3 separate regions of the Homo sapiens genome follow, and regions 1 and 3 are each linked to region 2. Evidence: chromatin loops called from intact Hi-C (ENCODE). Cell type or tissue: Caco-2. All regions are shown on one strand. Region 1 has its middle 38 kb from the start of LINC02681. Region 2 overlaps BTRC (beta-transducin repeat containing E3 ubiquitin protein ligase). Region 3 has its middle 18 kb from the start of POLL.

Region 1 (8,000 bases), 140 kb after region 2:
CACACGCATACACATAAATCTTAATTGTGTCCAGGGCTTTTTACAGCGTTAATTAATCATATTTAGGGCTGTTTCCAGCTGTTGCTGAGGGAAAGAAGGTCCCACACGCCTGTGACTTAGGGTAAATCCAATCAGACGGAGGAATTCTTTGATTTTGGAGAAGCCAAGCATGGGAAAGACACTGCTAATCCCAGAGCCTCTTCGACCCCTGCCTGCCACCTCCCCATTGCTGCCTTTGGAAACTGATCCAAGCTGAGGAAGGGGACGGGAGGGGGATGCAGAAGTGGGCACAGGGTTTTGCTGAGCTGAGCTGACTGCCTGGAGCCCTGCTTCAGATGAGAGGAGGGTTGATGGGAAGGAGGGGTTAGGGCTTCGGTGCTGACCAGGAGCTTCTGCCCCTGTACTTAGGCCATTTAGTGAGCTCGGGAGAGCCCCTGATTCCTGAATAGCTACTGGCTGGGCCCAAGAGTTATTACAGGAGGCTGGGCCTGGAATAGCAGACCAGTGGGTGGGCAGAACTGACCTAATTACAGCTCTGCACAGTCCGTGTGGTCTGAGAGGGAGCCTTGCCCAAGCCGTTCTTCTTGCCTGTGACTTCTCCCGAAGCCCCAGCGGCAACACTCTCGGCTCCCTCAGGCTCTGATGTGTGTCTCATGTGTCAGCTGGGCCTGCTTTATCTCTCTCTTCCTAGGGCTCTGCAGCTGGATTTCTGACTCTTCTACTGATCTCTGAAATCCTGGGGCACCACCTCTCACCTTCATGGAGACAGATGAACCTTCAGACAGGGGTGTCTTCAGGGGAGGGGCAGCCCGGCAGGTGCTAATGACCTCTTCTTTGGTTTATGCCAGTGGCCCATTGGGTACTCATGTGGAGCAAATATGGGATGGAAGGGGAGAGAGCTGCTGCTGAGGATGGGGGCAGGAAGGGACTGTCTTGCTCCTTAGAGACCTACATGTGTGTGAGGTGGGGAAGGGGGTCCCAGGGTGGAAAGTGAGAGGGTAGAGGGCTATAAGGCCAAACAGGGACCAGGTAGTTGCTGCCCTATCCTCCCCTCTACAATGACTCCACCCCAGCATATCCCCTTGTCAAGGCTTTCTGGGTCCTGGCCTACCTGGGCCTAAATAATTGAGGAGCCCATTATAGCCTTGCTGTTTCCTCACTGTCAAGTGTAAACGCTGCACTGGTCGGGTGGGGAAATGGGGCTAATTTGAATTGATAATAGGAAACGCGGGGAAAAGTCATCTATGGTGAGTGAGGAGCGAGCGATCCCTGAGCAGATGCTAAATCTTGTATAATGAAAGAATCTGCCGATGTCAATTATGTACGAGCGTCTTTGCAGTGGTTGGAGGCGGTGGGCGGGTGAGGGAATGGAGGGACGGGTGCATCCCATAAACCCAAACACCCATCAAAGGCTCATACATATGGAGCGGTGGAGATTACAGCATAAATTTGAATGTTATGAATGTGGATGAGGGACAGGCAGGAAGCCCACCTCATAAGGGGGCTGTTTTCAGCGCACATGTACAAGGGAGCTTTTGTCCTCTTGGTTCCTCAGCTGTGTTTCCTCCATGTCAGCTGTGCTCCCTCTGCAACCAGTTGTGTCTCAGGATGAGAAAGAAAGTCAGGATATGGGGGTGCTGGGACAGGGTAAGATCAGCTGTTCTTCTGGGGCTTGGATGTGAGTCCCTTGGGAGCTCTGGGCCCAAACTGCCCTTGACCCATTCAGAGTGCTGCCAGGATGTTTAGCTGGGCATGGTGGTGCACGCCTTTAGTCCCAGCTACTTGGGGGAGCTGAGGCAGGAGGATCGCTTAAGCCTAGGAGGTTGAGGCCGCAGTGAGCCAAGATCGTGCCACTGCACCCCATCCTGGGCAACAGAGTGAGACCCTGTCTCAAAAAAAGAGGGCTGCCAGGATGAGATCTAGAGATCAATGTGACCAAAGATCCAGGGGGATATCCTGAAATATCTCTGATGTGACCACAGCTTTCCCTCCCCACTGATGGAAGAGACGGGAAAGAGCAATGTAGACCATGATGCCAACCACAGATTGGGCAGGGAGATCCTGGAAGACAGCCTGGAGGAAGAGGTCAAAAACTGTGCTTATAAAGGGGGCTAACAACTCAGAAGGACAATATCAGCAGCACATCTTTCCATTCCTAAGTACAAATCCTCATCACACATGGGATCGGGTGTTTGTGAGTATACACATGCATGCACACCCTGTAACAGGGCCCAGACCCCTCCATCAGTTCCCAACCTGCAGCCTCTCCCTGAGCAGACTTTGTGATTTGTGGTGCAGACCACCCAGGGACTTTAATCTTCACCGTGACAAATGCAATAAAAGGAACAATTTGGAGATCACAGCTAAGGAAGACACATTTACAAACCCTTCCCCAAAGGTTGGATGTGGCTGTCACCATGTGATTTGTGCTGGAGATGAAGCAGGGAGGGGGAGAGGGGGAGACAGAGAGCTGGAGAAGGAGGGCTGGGGAAAAGGAAGCATCCCCAGCTCTCTCCTCCTCACCCTCTCTGCTGGATCACAGTGGAAGGGGCTAAGCTAGCAGAAGGATGACTGGACCCACCGGCAGCCACTGCCACCCTCCCCCATCATGACTAGGGAGCACAACTCAATTACCAGGAACACAGCCCAGAACCACAAAGCTGCAGAGATTCATCTCAGCAGTTCTGGGGCTCTATCTAGAGAAGGGATGGCAGGTGGGGGTGGAGGGGGTAGGGTTTGGAGAAGAGCGAGAGAAAGGGAGAGGCAGAGTGGAAAAGACATTTTAATAGAAAGACAGTGACATCTCAAGTTGCAAAGGGAGCGCCCTAAGAAGCTATATTCTGAGACAGGGAAGGGGAGGGGAAATTTTCCAATCAGGGCTCCTCCATCAGGCCTATCTGGAGGGGTCCAAACATAGAGCAACAATGTGGGTGGAGGGGAAACTTAATCTAGGGACAAATCCATTGGGCAGGCAGGTAAGCCTGGAGTTCCACAGGATGAGGTCAAACTGAGATCTTATAACTAAGCTAATAGATGACTTGAGATGGTGGGTGGTACAGTCAGGCACCTTCCTATCCCCTCTGAGTCTTCTTTTCTCTATCTATAAAATGAGTCCTAGGCCAGATGATCTGTAAGGTAGCTGCCTACCTTGCATCTTGGACTCTCTGAGACCCAGATGTCTTGGAGTCAATGACAGGAGACTGGATAAGAGAGACCAGTAGTAATCCACCACTCCCTGACCCTGACTTTCTCGTGGCTTATAGTGGTTATTAACACATGGGCTCCTTTCTGTTGGGATCTCAGCTGTGCCCCCCAGGGTTCAGGTCTACAGCTCTCTCAGCCACTCCCATCCCAGTAAGAGTTCAGAAGGAACCCATTGGCCCTCTTTGGTCTCAAAAAAGCTGGTCACTCTTAGCTTCCTTTTTGATAAGATCATCCTCAAACCAAGGCCATTCTGTCCCTGGCTCCCTCTACCCGATGCACAGGAGATGTTCTCTCTGCTCCAGGATTTAACTTTGAAGCCTCTAGGTTGCTTCCAGTTTTTGAGCTTTGAAAAAATTAGATATTTGTTCCCTTGACCTGTGCCCTCCCACCCCATTCCCCACCTTCCATCTACCTGTGCCCCCCAACTCCTCACCACCCCACTTCCAACCAGGCTGAGGGACCACAGAGGTGCCATGTTGGCAGGGAGGGGAATGTTACTAGGCTATGAGGCACTGGTTTTTCATCGCACTCAAGGCCACACCTCAGAACTCCTCCACCTAGCTGCTGCCCCTATGCTAGCCTGGTCCCCAGCACAGGACCATCTCCCTGTGCACTTCCAGGGCCAGACCTGGTCCTCATATCCAGGAAGTAGGCCTGGTGAGTGACTAAATGGGGGTAGGGAAAAGAAGACATTAGGAGTATGGGCCCTCACTGGAAACTCCCTAGGGATGATGGGGGTCAGATGCTAACAATGTCTAGTTGTCACAGTCATGGCTCAGCATGGCCACAGGGCAGAGATACGGGCCTCTCCAGGGCAGTGAATCTGGGCTGGATCATGGCCTCCAAGGGCGTGTAGGAGGTAGGGAGCTGGGGAGGTTGAGAAATGTAAGGAGGTGGGGAGTGGACAAAAGTATGTTCTCTAAGTTCTAGACACAAAGGAGAGAAGCCTCTACATAGGAATGAAGAGAGGAGCTTGGGAGGGACTAAATCAGGGCTGACTTTCCCAAGGCATCTCTCCTTGGGGCAGGGACTAAAAGTGTAAAAACATTCAAACAAGGTGAGTCCCTAGATATGGGCTCCATGGTAGACAGTGAAGCAAGGGGAACTGAACTGCTAATGCTGGATGGGGCAATTCCCATGGTCCTCTGCTGCCTCCCTCTGGAGAGGGCATAACGGTGAGCTCTGCTCTGCTGCCAGCCCCTCTGCAGGTCCTCCTGGCTTCTCTTCACTGCACCTCACCTCCATCTAGGTCCTCGATTTCTCCCCAGGTCCTCATACACTGTATTAGTCAGGGTTTTCCAGAGAAACAGACCAAGAAAGAGAGAAAGAGAGAAAGAAAGAAAGAAAGAAAGAGGAGGAAAGAAGGAGAGAGAGAAAGAGAGAGATAGAGATAGAAAGAAAGAGTGAAAGAAAGAGGAGAAAGAAAAAAAGAAAGAAAGAAAAGAAGAAAGGGAGAAAGAAGCAGACAAGGAGAGAAGGTGAGAAAGAGAGGAAGAGAAAGAGAGAGAGAAAGAGAGAGATAGAGAAAGAAAGGAAAAAGAAAGAAAGAAAGAAAGGAAAGGAAAGAAGAAAGAAGGAAGGTAGGAAGGAAGAAGGTAGATAAAGGGACTTATTATGAATGATTGAGTCACCCAATTATGGAGGCCAAAAAGTCCCATGATGTGCTGACTGCAAGCTAGAGGCCCAGGAAAGTGAGTGGTATAGTTCCAGTCCAAGCCCAAAGGCCTGATAACTGTGGGGGCCGGGGAGGGGCTGGTGTATAAGTCCTGGTCCAAGTCTTAAGTCCCCAAAACCAGCAATGTCAAATCATAAGACAAGAGGAGATGGATGGCCTAGATCAAGCAGAAAGCAAATTCACCCTCCCTCTGCCTTTTTCTTCTATTCAGGCCATCAACAGATTGAATGATGCCCACCCACAGTGATGAGTGTGAGTCTTCCTCACTCAGCCTACTGATTCCAGAAACTCCCTCCACAGACACACCCAGAAATAATGTTTTCCCAGCTATCTGGGCATCCCTTAGCCCAGTCAAGTTGGCATATAAAGTTAAGTATTCCAGGCTAAGCGAGGTGGCTCACGCCTGTAATCCCAGCACTTTGGGAGGCCGAGGCAGGTGGATCACCTGAGGTCAGGAGTTTGAGACCAGCCTGGCCAACATGGTGAAACCCCATCTCTACTAAAAATACAGAAATTAGCTGAGTGTGGTGGTGCATGCCTGTAATCCCAGCTACTCAGGAGGCTGAGGCAGGAGAATCGCTTGAATCCAGGAGGCGGAGGTTGCAGTGAGCTGAGATAGTGCCATTGCGCTCCAGCCTGGGCGACAGAGCAAGACTGTCTCAAAACAAATAATAATAAATAAAATAAGCATCCCAGACACCATCTTCACATCTGACAATGCCTCCTGATACCCCCTCTCCCACCACAGAGAAAGCACTAGATAAAAAATACACTATGAGACCGGTGTAGTGGCTTATGCCTGTAAGCTGAGTACTTTGGGAGGCTGAGGTGGGCAGATTGCTTGAGGCCACGAGTTCAAGACCAGCCAGATCAACATAGTGAGATCCTGTTTCTACAAAAAAAAAGAAAAAAATAGCCAAATGTGGTGGTGCATGCCTGTAGTTCTAGCTAGTCAAAAGGCTCAGGCAGAAGGATTGCTTGAGCACAGGAGGCAGAGGCTGCAGTGAGCTATGATCATGCTGCTGCACTGTAGACTCTAGCCTGGGTGACAGAGTGAGAACCTGTCTCAAAAAAAAAAAAAAAAAAAAAAGAGAAGACTAGTAGGTGGCAAAAGGGGCTCTGTGACATCTTCTCTATTCTCTGTCTCTCTTCTTAGAGAAGGGACTTTGACTTGGCTTACTCATTTGCATCCCTGTCCCCAAGGATAGGCTGGGCTGGGACGGTAGGAGAGAGGAGTAGACCAAGAATTGGTTCATTCCTTGTGGCCTCCGCCTTTCCCTATATGACTTTACCCAAGGCCGAGACCAAGCCCAAAGCCAGATGGGAGTCTCTGTTGACTGAGTGCCCTCCCCTGCCAGAGGACCAATCCCAACTGAGCAATCCCTGACCCTCAGCTCTGTCTGCCTCTCACCAGGCTTAGTCTAGTGGTGAGGGGTTTGAGACCCCAGATGGTGGAGGTCGGGGAGGGGGGCTGTAAAAGAGGGTCAGAAGTGGCCAGTGGGTCACATGGACTCTAAGAGCGACATTTCCCTCCCTAAGTCCTTAGACTTAGTCCAGCAGACTGGAGGTTGATGGGAAAACAACAAAAAAGTCAAGGAGAAAGCCATTCTGGGTTCCCCCCTCCTTCATGTTCAAAACTGTTTGGCACATTCTTACACATGCAGCCACAAACATGCATGCACGTGCACACAGACACACACACACATGCACACACAGAGCTGAGCTACATATGACACATCGTGGAGTGGGGACCAGTGTGGTGGGCTTGAGGGGAAGAGCAGAGCAGGAGGCTGTAATAGTCAGCTGAGGGCACAGGTGCAAAGCAAGGGGCACTTTGTGGGGAGCGGTAACGTGAGTACACATGGCGGGCTGGAGGTCCAGAGAAAATAGAAAGGGAGATGAATTGAAGCAGAGGGTCAGCCAGAGGCTGAGGAGAGGGTGCCTCTAAAGGGAAGGATCTGGCCTATGAGCAGTGCTAGCAGAATTCCATGGTGACTGGGCACCCAGGCATTGGGTAAACCAGTGCACCCTGTTCTGAATAAGAGGTGAGCCATTCAGGCCTCCAAAGGCACCCCCAGAAGGAAGCCAGAGGCCAGGAGTGCTCCAGGTCTCATTCTTCTTCCCCTCTGCTGTTAAGTGGATGGGGTAGGTGGGAGTTGGGCTGCTGATCCCAATTTCCCCTCTCCCTCGAAAGCCTGGACTCACCCACTCTCTCCAAATTCAATTGTCCTTGATGAGATCCACTCTCCCACACTGAGCTTCCCTACCCCCTCCCAAAAGGGGCCAGGGAGACTAAAACAGGTTCTCTCTGTTTTGCTCTATTGTTTTTCTTCTTTTCCCCCACCATGTTCCAGGACCCAGGACATGCTCTGCCTTGCTCTAAATCCTAAACTGGACAAGCTTAGGGTAGGAAGAGTCAGCGGCGACTGTGGCTTCCTACCCATTTTCTTATTTGCGTGAGCCTGGCCTTTCAACCTGTTGTGAGGAGGTAGGATGTCAGGACAGTGGGGGTGGGAGACTGAGTATTTTGACCTTGCGAGGCCTGCCCCTGTCTTTACCCATTCCCCGCCAGCCCTCAGTGCCCTTTGAAGGTTTATAGTCATATAAATCGCAGAGTCCCATGCCAGGCTTGGAATTTGCAACTATAAATAGGCAGGAGGTAAACAAGGTGGCAGATGCAGGGGCTTGGGACAAGACGGAAAATCTGCCCCTCTTTGCCTGGGCAGGGGCCAAGGCACATCCGTGGAAAGGGATATCTTCCCTCCCTTCTCACCTCTCCTCCCCTGCCTGCTGCCTGCTGGCTGCCTGTGCTCTGGGCTTCTAGTCTTTTCCCTCTAGGCATTTATCCTCCAAGGCAGCTTTCTGCTCCAACTCTCCCTGGCCACCTGCCCTGTTTCATCTTGCCCTGAGTCAAAACAGGGCGGAGGGATTGCCTCCATTAGGCTCTGTGCCCCTCGGCCTCCCTCCAGCTGCTTCACACTTTATCCCGTGCTCCTCTAGTGAAGTCTTAAGGAGGTGCCGCTTCTGCCAACCACCAGCCTCCACCACTAGGGGCGCCCTGATCCCCTCTCCATCCAGCCAAGGTGATGCTAACATTTCTCAAGCAGGAAACCGTATTAGG
Region 2 (8,000 bases):
TGTCTCCAATCACTATGTCCCTGCGCTATACCTTACAGTTGGCTTGAGTAAATTTATGTCTTGAAAGATCAACATATTTTCTACTGATTTAAACAGAAGCTAGCATGCTCAGCAGTTGAAATATATTTTATAGATACTGACCCTAAGCTCTAACAGAGAGAATCTCAAATAGGGAAAACAAAATTTTTTTTCTAATCTTCTTACCTGTATGCATGTGACCAGTAAGATGCAGGAATGAAAAGGGACATATTTGAGAGCTGATACTCCTACAAATATACAATCAGCTATTCCAATGTCCTAAAACACCATTATTCTTGAAAAACAGAATCTAAGAAATCAGAAAGATCTTACCAGAGAGTCATGACTCCTTTTATTAATTCCAAGGGCACCATCTTCAATGCCATTAATAACACTGAAAATATATAGTCGTATCTTCAAATGAAATGTCGATAACTAAACCCTAACATATCGAGTTTCTACCAGAAATTTGTAACCACAATTTAGTTACCCTCCTGCCCCATTCATTGTGTAATATCTTTCAAATGTCTAGAGCCCCTATAACCTCAAGGCCATGCCCTACTATATATGAGAAAACCACTAATAAAACCTAACAAAATGAGGGAGGGTGGTTAGACTACTCCACACCTGAAATCTGTGCACTTACAGCCATGCTCTTGAGAAAGGAAATTTGTTCACTGCTATGCTGGCACCGCATGTGCATTCAACCATAATTTATCTCCTTCAGATTTTTTGTTTTCAGGCGGACTAGTAAGAAACTTGCATTAGCATGCTGTATTCTACACTCACCACTAGAAATACTGAGGGTGCTATTTGTAATTGTATTCTTTTTAAGAGGTTTATTCTCTGCAGCTGTTTTCTGCTTGCAGTGTATTTTGTGTAATCAGCACATCATCATAAATACATTGGCTGTTCCCCTGAGGGTAGCTGTCAGTGTTTAATTTACAGAACAACCTGGCCAATGTGAATTTTAACACTACAGCACTATGGCAAGGAGTTACCACACTCTGTGAAAAACAGGTTTCTATGAATTTTTATATCAAGAGCTGGTCCCAGGACAATTTAGGTTCTAGAAACAGACTGTTTAAAGAAGCACTTTATACCTTGTATGCAATAGACTCTTTCTCAGTTATAGCCTCAGTAGAAGCCCCAAACTATCAAATCACCAGTGGGAACTACCAGTTCTGAAGACAACAAGGATTGAAAATCTATGATCAACCAGTAGGAGGCATTGTAACAAATATTATCATCTCTTTTTAAGCTACATGTACAGCTATCACAAACATCACTGTTCCCTTAGAAGGTATGTAAAGGCAAGAGAAAACCATTTAAGACACAGACTAGTCTGAAATATACATTATCACTTTTTTGCTGAGATGAGATATATCTGATATGAACATAAGTATACCATTTCCTTAGGACTGCTACTAAGCCAGACCTCTAGCTCAATAAATCAGAAAAAAATACATATGACTAATGGTTAACACTAGTAATTATATGCACAGTGACTGGTATATAAGTACTTAATACATGTATAACAAATAACTATAAGCTCCTTGAGGATAGGTTCTGAATCTTAATTTATGCCTAAGACTTTGTACAGTAATTGGCAAATAAAAGGTACTCTGTGAATCGAATCGGAGTTGTGGCTAGTTGTGAATGGCCATGTTATTTGTAAAGCCTTACATCTACTTGATGTCAAAAGGATTTTCTAAATCAGTAAAATGTCCCTAAGGACAATATAAAAAGTACAAATTATAGTCATTTTAGTGAGAGCTATTCATACAAGAAATCTAAGTACCTCAATCTCACAATGAAGAACAAATTAGCCTACAAAATAATGGCATATTCAAACATATTTTAATAATGAAGATTACATAGAAGAAATTAAAACTTTTCTATGCTATATACTTGTTTCTATATCTTTAATATGATCAAATGGAAAGTGATCGTTTTAAATGCTCAGAATGGTAACCAACAGCACTTTTACTGAAGTGGTTTTGTATGCACACATACACATTCTATAAATCAAGTGATTATACATATGTATTTTTCTGTTAAGGGCCATTTTTACAAGTTAGAATGCCTAGAGTTAAACTGAATCAAAATATATTTCATGTTGAGTTGTCCTCAGTGTATTTATTTGCTTTTAATGTTGCGCAGGACTACATTTGCATGTTTTACAAAAATCAGTAAATTGTGACTAAGATTCTTTTTTTCTTTTAAAGGAACAAAATAACTGACTTCACTTAGGAGGGTTTAAAACTTGCCCAAATTTGTGGTAAACTTAATTTTTAAACTATTAAGTAGAACAACAGAGGCCAGGCACGGTGGCTCATGCTCGTAATCCCAGCACTTTGGGAGGCCGAGGCAGGCGGATCACGAGGTCAGGAGATCCAGACCATCCTGGCTAACATGGTGAAACCCCGTCTCTACTAAAAATACAAAAAAATTAGCCGGGCATGGTGGCGGGTGCCTGTAGTCCCAGCTACTCGAGAGGCTGAGGCAGGGGAATGGTGTGAACCCGAGAGGCAGAGCTTGCAGTGAGCCGAGATGGCACCACCCTGGGTGACAGAGCGAGACTCCGTCTCAAAAAAAAAAAAAAAAAAAAGAGCAAGTGAGATCTGTACAACTTACTTTGATACTGCTATAATTAATATAAGCATAATCACATACAAGCAAAATCTGGTAACACCTTATTTCTAACAACCAGGAAAAAAATTGTATTTAAAAATATGAACAAGCCCTGTATCATTTATCCTTTCTATGATGCTAAGACATTTCAAAAACGTTAATTCCTTTTTACGTTTATGTCACTGAAGGACAAAATGAGAAAAAAGATGACCCACCAACTCGATTTTTTTTCACCAGTTAAAGGAAATTTTTAATTCAGTTGAATATTTGTAACTTAGTACTTAAAAACTTTATGCCTAATAAAATATATCTTAATTTTTAATACAGAAATTTATCACATTCTTTCCTTTTCAATTTAGAATTACAAAATTACATCCTGGGACCTTCTGAACTAAACTGGATGGGGTTAGACTGAGGTCACGCTGTATTTTCTCTTCCCTGGAGACCACGTAGTAGTTCCATAGGCTGCCATTAGATAGCAGCACAGTACACACCATCAGTCATGTCTCTCATAGTCTCTCCCGTTAAGGTTGGAATTATCTCATTTACACACACACACACACACACACATACACACAGAGACAGAGAGAGAGAGAGAGAGAGATTCTAATTCAATTAGTGCAGTCGCAACTCCAGAAAAGAGTAATTCAATTAGTGCATTGTGGAGCTCTACAGTACCTCTAAGCAGATGTTCACCATCTTCAGGAACTGGAGCTAGGTTTAAAATACCTGTGCCACTCTGATATGCCGCTACATTATGTCATTTGTCAAAGTGCTTACATATGCTTTTCTATGCTTTTCTGGCTTCAAAGAAAAGATGAGGAAACAAACCCAGGCTAAGTTCCTAGAAATTTTTCCATCATTCAAATCAAAGAAGTATATGCAATCTTAGGCAGTAATTAAATTACATTATTTAAATTGTGTTCAAAACAAGACGTGTCTACATTGTATTCTGACTTATTACACTTTTTTTTTTTTTTTTTTTTTGAGACAGTCTCACTCTGTCACCCAGGCTGCAGTGCAGTGGGTGTGATCTCGGCTGACTGCTATCTCCGCCTCCCAGGTTCAAGCGATTCGCGTGCCTTAGCCTCCCAAGCAGCTGGGATCACAGGCATGTACTACCACGCCTGGCTAATTTTTTGGATTTTTAGTAGTGACTGGGTTTCACCATGCTACCCAGGCTGGTCTCAAATTCGTGAGCTCAGGCAATCCGCCCGCCTCAGCCTCCCACAGTGCTGGGATTATAGGCATGAGCCACCACGCCCGGCCAAGAAAAAACTTTCTAGTAGAACCAACAAAGTAAAAGCAAGATGCTTCAAGAAGTTTGATTCACCAATAATGGTAGTGATCAGGGAGAGATTAGATGACTCCCTTCCAAACACATTTCATAAAGGATTTCTACATTATGAGACGTATGTGACTAGATGGCCTCTGATGTCTGGTCCAATGCTGAAATTCTATGGTTCTATGAATACACTGATGTTTGCTCATGAGGCAAGCCTGGAGTTTAAATAATAAAGCTAATCATTAATTGTGAAGGTGTGGTTGTAAAAAGCCCATAAGCTGTGAGGCATTTTCACTGTATTGATGCATAATACATAAGAAGAAATTTTGTAGTTTCTTTGTACCAGATTTAGAAAACTCCATAAAGCATATTTCAGTCTCATTTCTTAAACACTTGCATTCCTCTTATTCTTCTAAGACTGCAAAAAATGGTTTGTTTTCATTCATCCTGTAGAAATCAGCCAATGAGAAATCAATTTCTACAAGAATGATTTTTGAAAACTCCCCCACTGAGTCAAGACAGTGGGTTCTCATAGCTTAAATGCAAATCTACATCAATGTTTATGCTTTAAAAATTCAGAGCAATACTTAAAAACAACAATAACTAGTTCTTAATATCCCTCCTTTTGGTATTACTTTCTGAGCACAATATTTTTAAGTAAGGACAAAAATCTGGCTACAAAGGAGCAGGACTTATATTTTACAAGTATTATCTTCTCTCTTTCTAGCATGACCTCAAAGCAGGAATTACCAACACCATTTTTCCAGTGCATTTCACTAGACTGATGCAGAACAGCTCTTGCCTTTCACATTTTCAGAGGAGAGGGCTAAGCTAAATAGTTGCCTTTTTTTTTCTTTTTTAGATGGAGTCTCACTCTGTCAACCCAGGCTGGAGTGTAGTGATATGATTTCGGCTCACTGCAACCACCACCTCCAAGGCTTAAGCGATCCTCCCACCTCAGCCTCCCGAGTAGCTGGGACCACAGACTGGCACCACCATGACTGGCTAATTTTTTGTATTTTTGGTAAAGATGGGGTTTCACCATGTTTCCCAGGCTGGTCTCGAATTTCTGAGCTCAAGTGATCCACCCACCTCAGCTTCCCAAAGTATTGAGATTATAGGTATGAGCCACAGTGCCCAGCCATTGAGGAACTTTCAATACAAACTCTTTTCCATACTCCAGAAGAACTGCAAAAGGCCATTCATTCTCAGTTAAAACTTTACTTGTAAATTCAATGCCCCAAAAGGGATGAAAATGAAAGCATACATCAATAGTGCTTCCTTAGAAGAAAAAATATATATGTTGTTTTAAGATGTATTGTAATTTATAAACTCCTACTCATAGCTTGAAAAAAAAGATGTAATTTAAAACATAATAGAAAACTCATTTTATTACTACAAAATATTTTCCAAGAAATATATGGTGGTTTTATAAGGAAGATTTTCTATTCATTTGGCATAAGCTGGACTAATATAAGCATAATGTTTCTTCCATATTACCTAATGAGCTTTCTTACTATAAATACACATTTTCCACATTAAAAAAATATTTTTCTTCCCCAAATTTTAAAGTCTTCTATAATTTCACCACTTGTTAAAGACACTGGATAATAAGAGCAATAAATAAAATAGCTGGGTGAATTCTGATTGGCCTGGCAATACTGCCATATAGTAGGCTATCAGTTTAACAAACTATGTCACTGCATCTCTTTACCCAATACCACCTTCCCAACTTCCTGCCTCCACAAAAACAGAAATGGGACCTAACCTGATTCTTCCTTACAATAGGGTGTTCCATAAATTCCACTATTAATAATACACTAACCCAACTTTATCTCCTTTGCCCCACAGCCTGCATTTATTTTCTAGTGTTAAGTTTGTTTGGCTCCATCAGCACCACTTCTCTTTAACACTGTCCCTTTTCATGCATTTAAGGCAACTACTTCCAACCCTATCAATGAAAGCAGACAAATGGGGGAGAAAGGAATGAACTGCAAACACCTCAAACAAGAAAGGTTGCTTAAAAAACCAAGTGTCACATTCTGACAGTTCAATATTTCATAGCCAATACAAGGAATGTGCAACGATACTGCAACTTTAAATCTTTTCTTCATAGTATGTCAGTCTCTCTTTCTCTCATTGTAATGCCAAAGGGAACAGCAATCAGAGTGGAGATGTTCAACGTGATAGAGGTCAGGACACCATCGGATCAACGTACCAGAAACACGACCTTGTTTATTTTTTTTCCACAGTATTATTGTTTACAGGGTGCTTTGCTCGTGTACCTTGTGGTTCTTAGCTAAAAGATGAAATTACAGCCCAGGATGAAGCGCTCAGGCACACATCCAATTTGTGTTTCCATCTCAGAAAACAAAAAGCTTCTAAGGCCCTCAGGCTGCCATTCAAACTTGGAGGCTGACATTTTTAACAGCATGAACCAGAGACTGGCAGAGAGAATGATCTAATGCATTTCTGACTTGTCAATCAAATATCTCACCTCTGCTGTCTTGTAAACAGTTGGGGACCATCTAACTACATTCATAAACCTAGGGAGAGCTTACTGCCAGCTGGGGTGCTGTAGCCACATGCTCTGGCTTCTATTCACCAAAATCATGATTCAGTTTTATAATCTCACTGTAAATAGTCCATAGGCACATTTCCAGGACTACTGGAATTGAACCAGAGTAGGGAATACAAAAGAGATTTTGGTCAAATATTGTGTTATTTTCAAGCTGCTGGAATCCTGTACTAATTTTATCCTCATTTTACCAATTCTCCCCAAAAGATTGCACTGTGCTGCAGTTGAAGTGCTTAAAAAAATAATGACCTGCTTTTTAAAAATCTAGGGGAAATATACTAATATTATATTACAAATTTCCCTTGTAGTTTATTACCAGTAACAAAACAAGTACTCCCCCAAACAATGGCTCATATAAAGGGTAGAAACTACAATGAACAGTAGCAACTATATTTTGGTAAAACTAATTATGTACTTTCTTTTAAATAGAAAACTGAAATTCATACACAAAAGTTTTGTACTTACTAATTTGACACAATGTAGTATATATGTATGTGTATGTGTGAGACATAAAAACATAAAATTAGATTACTTATATTGCTAATGAGAAGACTTTTTTTTTTTTTTTTTTTTTTTTTTTTGAGGCAGTCTCGCTCTGTCGCCCAGGCTGGAGTGTAGTGGCGCGATCTCGGCTCACTGCAAGCTCTGCCTCCCGGGTTCATGCCATTCTCCTGCCTCAGCCTCCCGAGGAGCTGGGACTACAGGCGCCCACCACCACGCCCGGCTAATTTTTGTATTTTTAGTAAAGACGGGGTTTCACCGCATTAGCCAGGATGGTCTCAATCTCCTGACTTTGTGATCTGCCCTCCTTGGCCTCCCAAAGTGCTGGGATTACAGACGTGAGAAGACTTATATTGCTATTCTTTCCCTTCTGTATATGACCATCTAATCCAACACACGTAAAAAGTTAGACCCAATCAGGAATTTTTTGTTAAAGAATCAAGTACGAAAATGAATACTCCTTTTCTTCATGTCAATTTTACAGGGCACAGAATTCCATGCATGCTCTGGGTACAGATCCTCTGACTAGTTTAAGAGAGCAAAGATAAAGATCAGGGAAGACTTTAATTCTAGCTCAGCTTGAGCTGAATCTTGAAGATTAGGTAGACAAAGGCAGAGAGTGGGTAAGGGACAATAGGTGTTTGTGGAGGGGTTTTTTCAGGTAAGCAGAACGGTATATGCAAAGACACAGATATATAAAAGAACACACTGCACCTTTGGGGAACTGCAAAATTTGAAATGACTAACAATTACATGAGAGGGAGGTGGTGGTCAGATATAAGCCAAATTCAAACTTTGTTCAATTCAAAAACATGTGAGCAGCTATCTATGAGATAAACAGTGACCAAAATCAGTATTACCAGATGATGAATGTAGAATTTGAGCAATATGATATAGGTGAAATTCAGAAATTACTAGTATCACTGAAACGGTAATCTCTGGGAGGACATTTAAAATCCTTCCTTCTTTCTACTTCTATTTTCT
Region 3 (8,000 bases), 130 kb before region 2:
AATTTGATGGGAACAGCAGGGACCGCCGTTTGCATTTAGTGAAGTTCCAGGAACTTCCAACCTCATCTTCATAATTGGCCTCATAAATTGTAAGAAAGAGAGAGATCAGCAAAGCGGGAGGGAGGAGGGGCTGCCCGTCCGTCCTTATTTAATTTTATTGCTGAAATTCATCTTTTTAGCCTCCTCCGCCGGAATCGGCTCTCCCTGCCGGATTTGCCTAATCATGATAAATTAATATTCATTTCCCCGCCTCTTACCCAGCTCCCGCGCTTGGATGGAGTTGGGGAGGGGCTCCTTCCAGCCCCCTCTGCTGGGCCTTGGTGGGAGCCTGGGGGAATGGGGACCCCTGAAGGGCAGCTTGTAGGCAGAACTGAAAGTGGCACCTGGGGAGGGTAGGAGGGGCCTGGGAGAAAGATGAGGAGTGAAGCAGGTGGGGCTGGATGATTGGGACTCTCAGAGGGCCTAGGATGCTGAAGTCAATGCCCCTTGTCCAGCTAGGGCCAGGTGGGAGGGGCAGGAGGAGCCTGAGAAGGCCCTTTTGGAGATGCAGAAGCTGAGATCAGGACTGATGAGATGGATCTGGGAGAGGAGCCTGGAAACCAGCTTGAGTGGAGAGGTAGGAGGGTTGTTGCCCACCCAACATGGACTTTGCCCCACCCCACTCCCAAGTACATCCAGCCCACCTTGCCCTGTGCAGGCTCCATAATAGACCCATCATGGTCTATGGGGCCTCACAGGCACTGTGGTCTCTGGCTACAGAAGCAGCCTCTCCACTTGCCCACAGCTCAGCTCAGCGGGGGAGCTGGCCGCCTTATGCTGGGCACCTTTGCTGTGCTGTGTGGCTGTCACCGATCCTGCTGTCCCTAGCAAGGCCCTGTGGGAGGTTGGGATGGGGGTGCTGCTGGAGGGCAACACAGTCCTGCTCTTCCATGGTCAGTGGGGCCCCCCAGTCAAGGGATCTGAATTCCCCATCCCCTGTGTCACAGTTAGTATTTGGGACCTGGGAGGAATTTTAGATGCCATCCAGCCCCCTTACCCCATTTATAAAAGAGGAAACTGAGGCCCAGAGATGGGATATGCCCTGGTTCAAGGTCTCTCAGAGGTCAGGAGGGCTGGACCTAGGAGTAAGGCATGCTTCCACCCCACCCCAGAAGCTAAGTGTGCTGGGCAGGATTCAAAGGATCACCCCCAGTTATCTTTGCCTTTGGATTATCTCCCGTTTGAGTGTGGGTATGACTGTGATGAGGTGTCACTCATGTGGTCATGTCACATTATACGGCAAAAGGACCTAGTCTAATCACATGAACTCTTTAAAAGCAAAGAGCTTTCTCTGGCTGGTAGCAGAAGGGCAGTCAGAGAGATTTGAAGCAGGAGAAAGGCCAGAGAGCATCCTTGAAAAGCAGCCCTGGCTGACAGCCAGCAGGGAAACAGTCCTACAGCCACAAGGAACTGAATTCCACCAGCAACAAGAATGTGTGTGGATGCAGCCTTTCCCAGAGCCACCAGCGAAGAGCCCAGGCTGGCAACACCTGGATTTCAGCCTTGTGGGACCCTAAGCAGAGAACTGGGCTGAGCCTGCTCAGACTGCTGACCTACAGCACTGTGAGATCATAAGTTGGTGTTGGTTTAAGGGGCAGAGTTTGTGATAATCTGTTATGCAGCAGTAGGAAACAGACTCATAGGGCCTAGGGGAAGGGTGTCTTAGGAAGCTCCTAGGAGGTGGGCAGGGGATGAAGTTGGGAGAGGGCTGGGTGCTCTGTCCTAATGCCATCCTTCCCCTATATTCCCACATGGTAGTAACTGACTGGACCCAAAGTCCTCACCACTCCCTACTGCTGTAACTGGGACCGAACCCTGTAAGCATTTACATTTGTGACTCTTGCCCAGGTGGAGTCTGGGCCCCTGCGTGGTAAGCAGTGAGCTTCCCTCTCACAGGAGTGGGTCCTTGACAAGAGGAGTTTCTGTGGCATTGGCTCAGGTAGAGCCTTCTAGGTTGTGGGCACTCCAGGCAGGCTAATCTGATGCCCTTTCAAACCAGAGTTCCCTTCCTCCTCCCAAACCAGAGTTTTTCAAATGTATATATTCATGGTGCCTGGATTGGTGCCAGTAAAAGATGTTTTTTGTTTGTTTGTTTTGAGATGGCGTTTCGCTCTTGTTGCCCAGGCTGGAGTGTGCAATGGCGCGATCTCAGCTGACTACAACCTCCATCTCCCGGGTTCAAGCGATTCTCCTGCCTCAGCCTCCTGTGTAGCTGGGATTACAGGTGCATGCCACCATGCCCAGCTAATTTTTGTATTTTTAGTAGAGACAGGGTTTCACCATGTTGGTCAGGCTGGTCTCGAACTCCTGACCTCATGATCTGCCCGCCTCGGCCTCCCAAAGTGCTGGGATTACAGGCGTGAGCCACCGCACCCGGCCAAAGATGTTTTTGATTCCTACTAGATAGAAGGCAACAGCTTCTATGGAGGTTGGAGAAGACCAAGGCACATTTTTCAGGTTATGAAAGGAGCCTCCAGTGAGGAGTTAGCTGTACCCTATTTCTGGTTTGTTTCAGCAGAGTTTCACCGTCATTTATTGACTCCTGAGCCTGGCCAGTCCACCCTTAACCCATTCTGCACATGGATTATATCATGTAGGCTTCCCAACAGCCCTCTGATAGTTGTATTATCCCCATTTTGCAGATGATGAAAGTGAGGCCCAGAGAGGTTCATTTACTAGTTCTAAGTCACACACCATATGAAGAACAGAGCTGGGTTTCAGCTCAGATCTGTGTGACCTGGGAAGCCCAGCTGGTTTTCCTGGCTCCTCTCTGGGACTGGTTCGATCCATCCCAAATGTAACTGGGCTTTCTGTCCTAACCTCTTTCCCTCCTTCCCCCTTATCTGAAGCAAGGAGCCTGAGCTTTTCAGTCTGTGGAGGGTTCCTGTGCTGATGTTGAAGGACACAGTCCCCGGCCCTGAAGCCTGGGGTTTGGAATCAGCAGTCGCCCGCTTGCCCTGAGGTGGGGTCTCCTGACCTCTCCACCTCCATTTGGGAATTAGTGGTGTCGAGGGCTCCAATGCCTGAGCACTCCTAAGCTACAGCCCTGCTGGAGGCAGGGGTCCGGGCTCTGTAGCTCACAGACATCCCTACGTGTCTGCCCTGTCCCCCATGGCCCCAGCGGGCCTGCACACACCTGACCCTTTCCCCTCAGCCCTTGGCCTCATGTCCCTGCACACACCCGGTCCGGCCCCACAGCCCACACATGCCTCACTTGTCCCCATGCCAACTCCACCTCAGGGCCTGATGGGGGCCTCGCCTGGCCTGAGACGTCGCCTCCCCACAGCTCCAGGCGTCCGCTGAGGAATCCTCCCTCATCATCCTGACCTTGGACCCAGCATTCTGTGGAGCACTTTGGGGCCAGTTTGAGCATAGCCTCTGGTCGAGCTACCCTCCCTACCTGTCAGCCAGACAGCACCTTGTAAGGGGATCATCCCCCGGCCTGTTCCCCTTCCTCCCGAGCTGCCTAACGGGGAGGGAGCCGAGGGCCCTCGGGCGTGGCCCCAGAGGAGAACCCAGAGGCCATGCTCTTCCCCTTCCTGCTGGCAACAGTCCTGAGCGCCAGCTTCCCACCTCAGAGACTCTGAGAACCAGGGTCCACCCACCTGAGGGCCTCCTTGGCTCTCCCTTACCTTGTGCCCACGGGAGCCTCAGGACCACCAAGCGGAGGGGCGGTCTGCAAGGAGATGTCCCCTCTCTACCTCCCTGCGAAGAATAAATTCGGGCTGCAGATGCCCCTCGGGCTCCGCAGGGAGGAGCCTCACTCGCCACTCTAGCTTCAGGCTCTGCCTTCCTGATCCTAACACCCTCCACCCTCTGGGAACAAACGGGCCTCTGGGATCCGAAATGGGAGCGGCCGCACTGAAACGGGGATGGCGGGATGGGGAGTGCTCCGTGGGGCGTCCTTGGGGACGGGTGCGGGGCCTGCCGGGCTGCGGGGCCTGGCTGGGGGCGGGGCGGGTATTGGGGGCCACGGGCGCGCTTCCTGGAAGCCGCCAGCAGAGGGCGCGCGAGGACCGGCGAAGAGGTCCGGCCGCGCGGAAGGCCTGGGTGGGGTGTGGTTGAGGGTGCGGTGGGTGCGGGGCAAGAAACCCGCGGCCGGGCTTCTCTCCGATCTCGGGCGTGAGAGTGGAGTGGGGTGGAGTGGGGTGGGGCGGAAGGGTCCCCACTGCGCTGCTGCAGCGCGAGCCCCCGCTCCTCTCTGCAGGAGGCGGCCCGAAGGGGCCTGGCGTGCCCTTCGAAGGGGGTAGAGCCTCCCCGTCACCCCGCCGGGAGCTGAGACAGCGGAGCTGGGACTGGTGACTTTGGTGCTGAATCCGGTGGGACCCCATTCCCCACACTCAACCCTGGTCAGGGCTCTGTGCCTCAGTTTCCCCGTGGGTGTGTTCTGTCCTTGATCCTGGATGTTCTAAACTGGGAGATCAGGTGGGGTGAGAACACCGAGTGGGCGGGAACCAGCACCTCCCCAGGTCCCCACCCCATCCCTCTTTCCCCGCCCACCTTGAAGGCAGAGCCTGAGAGAAGAAAGAGATGGGGAGAGGAGAAAGGCGTGAGAGACGGAGGGAGGGGCTGCCTGGAGCACCGTGGGGAAGTTGAGAAGGTTCGCGGAGGAGGGCCGGGATGCGTGGACACGAAAGCGGGCCCAGCTCCCCCGGGGAAGCTCTTCCGAGACTTGCTGAGGCCGTCTGCGCCTCCTCCCGGGCTGAGCTGGGGGCTGAGCTCTGGACTGCATCCCAGGGACCATCGCTCCGCCTGTAGCCCACCTCCAGCCGCCGTGATTTATGGCTGGGCCAGGCCCGTCGACCTTGGACGGATAACTAATGACAGGTCAATAACGCTACAGAAGAAGTGAACTGGTGAGGGGAGGAGGGACGAGGCCCATTAGCCGGCCCATCCCCTGCCTGCCGGCATCTCCCCTCTCATCCTGGTGCCTTTCACTGCAGTCCCCTTGCTGGGGGCTTCCCAAGGACCTCCTGACAGGTCTGAGAGGTGATGGTTAACACCGCTGCAATGGGGGTGGGGGTTGGGGTAGAGGCGTGACCAGAACACATTGGAGAGACCCAAAATGGGTCACAGGAAGGTGAAGGAGACAGGTGGGGGTGGTGGGGGTTCCTGGGAACACACGCCTTTTCCATTCTCATATTGGGAAGCCAGCATTGATTGAGGGGGGAGGGAGCAGTCCTTGCCGTTGGAAGGCAGGGTACCCTGGCAGAGGAACCCTGGTGCCCCCCACCCCCCTCCACCGGGCTCCCTCCCCAGGCCCCTCTCTCTGGTGTCCTCTGCCTCCTCCCACCCCAAGCTACCTGAGGTCAGAGTGTTTACTGTAGTCTTTGGGGGCCACCTCATTTCTGTGCCTGCTTGTATGTGGGTTGTACAAGGCACTGGCTGGGGTCTCAGTTCCTGTATCATCTGGTTTCTACTGGGAGTGGACCACTCCTCCTCTCAGGAGTGCCAGCCTCCCTCCCCTTGTTTGAGATCACCTGGGTCATCCCCTGGGCCCCTCATCCACTTTCAACACCGCAGGGAACCCAGAGTTGGGGGTAGGGAAGCAGCCTTCTCAAAGCCTGCCTCGATTTACTCTATCTCGGTGTCAGCAGCCAGGTGTCCGTGTGAATGCCTTTCTGCCTGCCATCCCCATTTTGCAGATGAAGAAGTTTGAGCTGAGAGAAGCCAGGGAGGAGCTGAGACTGGAATTCAGTCATAGCCTCTATTCTGTCCCACCTTCCCCCGGGTCCTGGCCTTCTCCCGCTCTCTGCTCCTCCTTAACTCCTGCCCAACTCTGCCTGCAAAGGAGACACCCAATGAGAGGGCCACTGAGGCAAGGGCATTCCGCCCCCAGGTTAGACACAGGGTAACAGAAAAGTCTTGGAGGAAGTGTGGGGCAGTGACAGTGGGATAGGGGAAGATATTCGGTCGTGCAGGTACCCTTCGTGGTGGGGACAATGGATGCCCCGTGAGTATGTATGTGGATTCATATGTGCACATGTATTCATGAATACAGTTATTCATTCAACAAACAGGTACTGAGTGGCTACCATGTGTCAGGCCCTGAGAATGTAGGGGCAACACTGGGAGCTTGCGAGTGCTGTATTCTAGCAAGGGGCGCGCGCACAGGATAGGTATGTCTGAGGGCTCTGGTGGGGCGCGGACTCACTGCAGAATAGAAGTGGACTTGGGCGCTGGCAGATGCGAGGCAGCAATTCTCACTTTGTGGACGGAGACATGGAATCTTCCCCTGTCTCCTCAACCCCCATTCCACTTCCAGCCTCTCACATACCCCCCGTCCCAAATCAAACTCACCAGCTCCTCTCCCAAACCTACTCCTGCTGGCCTGTCTTACTAGCTCAGCCTGGAAACCTCAGGATCCAGGATGGGCAACATAATCTTCAAGGCCTGGTGCAAAATGAAAACAAGGAGCTTCTTAATAAAAAATTAGAATTTCAAGACAGAGACAGTAGAATGTACAATCAGGCATGGGGCTCGTGTAAGTGCAGGGTCCTGTCAAGTCAGCCTGCCTGGCGCCTCCCGCCCGCTTACTCTCTGGTTCATTGACTTCCTGATCCTCTCCTTTCCTTTCTAGGCTAGCCCAGGCCTCACGGGTCTTAGGCTAGCCCAGGCCTCATGGGTCTCTCAGGTGGACAGGCTCCACCCTCCTCGATTGCCTCCTGGCTTCCAGCCTCCCAGTCCCAGTCTGTCTGAGAAGTCTCATTCCCACCACACTCAACCAATGCCATTCACCTGGATTCCTGTCCTCTTAGACTTCTTGTCCTCAAACACTCCCTACATTTCCCCGTTTCCATACCTTTTGTTCAGAATTCAGTTCCTCTAAAAAATTCACTCCTCCTTTAGCCACCTCCTCCAGGAAGACTGTCCTGATTTTCCAGTTGTAAATCTTATATCACAAACTATTTGGGTCAAAGCACATAGCAACTTTCTGCCTTCACTCACAGCCATTCATCTGCCCACTCCCATAAACTTAAGATTCTAGAAGACAGGGATGGTGTTACCTTCATCATTATAACTGCCCCAGCACCTAACTGACAGGTGCATGGTATGACTCAGTCAATACTTGTTGATGCAGCTGTGGGCATCTTTTACATGTGTGTGGGTGTTTAGACACCCTGAATTGTGTGCACAGAGCAGTGTGTAGGGCTTGTGTTCATGTGCAAGCATTTCTGCTTATATGTATACATATTTCCATATCTATGCATGAGCAATCATGTTAGGCGCATACATGTGTATGGACATAGTGGTTTCTGTAGGCTTGTGTAAGAATTGAAGGTACACGGGTGTGCACGGTGGTGTGTGCATGGATTTACATTGGCGGGTGTATACCCAGGTCTGGTGGCAGATGTATGTGTGTGCGTGACACAAAAGGATGTGTGCATGGTCCCATGAGGTCAGGGTTGTGCCTGAACAAGTGCTGCGGGTGCACCGTACAAGGATATAGGCGCCTGGCGCGTGTGCAGGCCATGTGTGTGCACAGCTGCACGTCCTGGCCGCAGGCAGGCCAGACGCCCGGTGAGCCCCCTGCGGCCGCTGAGCGCAGGGCTTTGTTCCTCCGCCGAGAAGGGCCGCGTGGTTTCACGGCTCCTCGGTCTGGGCGTCTTGGGCCCCGACGTGATTGGCGGCCCGGCGGCAGCGGCTGGGCTCCCTCCCGGGGCGGGCGGAGCAGGATCGGCTCCCGTTACCGGCACGGGGTGGGGGTGGGGGGGCTCCAGGCCATCCATCTTCTGTTATTACAGCGTAATGGGGCTGCTCGGGCGCCCGCCCATTTGTCATCGGCCTCGTTCGCTGATAACGGGCATTTGTCATCACTTTCCTCTGCGCCAATGTCATCAGCGCGGCTGACAGCGGGAGGGGGGGCGTGCATGAGCACAGGCGCGCACACATGCACATGGGCCTGCTGGATACATGCTCGCGCACACACACACATGCACGCGGAACCTGAGAGACACGCC

What was found. Peaks named below come from ENCODE experiments on the same cell type or tissue, not always from the same donor. Only the 100,000 strongest peaks of a DNase experiment are listed, where the experiment ranks them.
Region 1: a loop joins it to region 2, with 15 times the contacts of the local background. A loop is called at or near these places in 54 of 110 quality-filtered maps.
Region 3: a loop joins it to region 2, with 21 times the contacts of the local background. A loop is called at or near these places in 10 of 110 quality-filtered maps.

Annotation. Positions count from the first base shown.
Region 1 is chr10:101,297,979-101,305,978 of GRCh38, reverse strand. No RefSeq gene overlaps it. Among named protein-coding and RNA genes, the nearest start is that of LINC02681, 38 kb to the right of the region's middle. RefSeq lists enhancers at 7,632-7,701, 7,742-7,811. In Caco-2, CTCF peaks have their summits at 4,340 and 7,924; DNase peaks (open chromatin) are centred at 4,348 and 7,908; H3K27me3 peaks cover 295 bases.
Region 2 is chr10:101,437,519-101,445,518 of GRCh38, reverse strand. The region is part of intron 2 of BTRC (beta-transducin repeat containing E3 ubiquitin protein ligase); the gene reads right to left. Among named protein-coding and RNA genes, the nearest start is that of BTRC, 87 kb to the right of the region's middle. RefSeq lists an enhancer at 3,760-4,260. In Caco-2, a CTCF peak has its summit at 1,205 (motif pointing right); a DNase peak (open chromatin) is centred at 3,118.
Region 3 is chr10:101,566,421-101,574,420 of GRCh38, reverse strand. No RefSeq gene overlaps it. Among named protein-coding and RNA genes, the nearest start is that of POLL, 18 kb to the left of the region's middle. RefSeq lists a silencer at 3,987-4,286. In Caco-2, a CTCF peak has its summit at 4,043 (motif pointing right); DNase peaks (open chromatin) are centred at 4,080 and 4,520; H3K4me3 peaks cover 1,482 bases.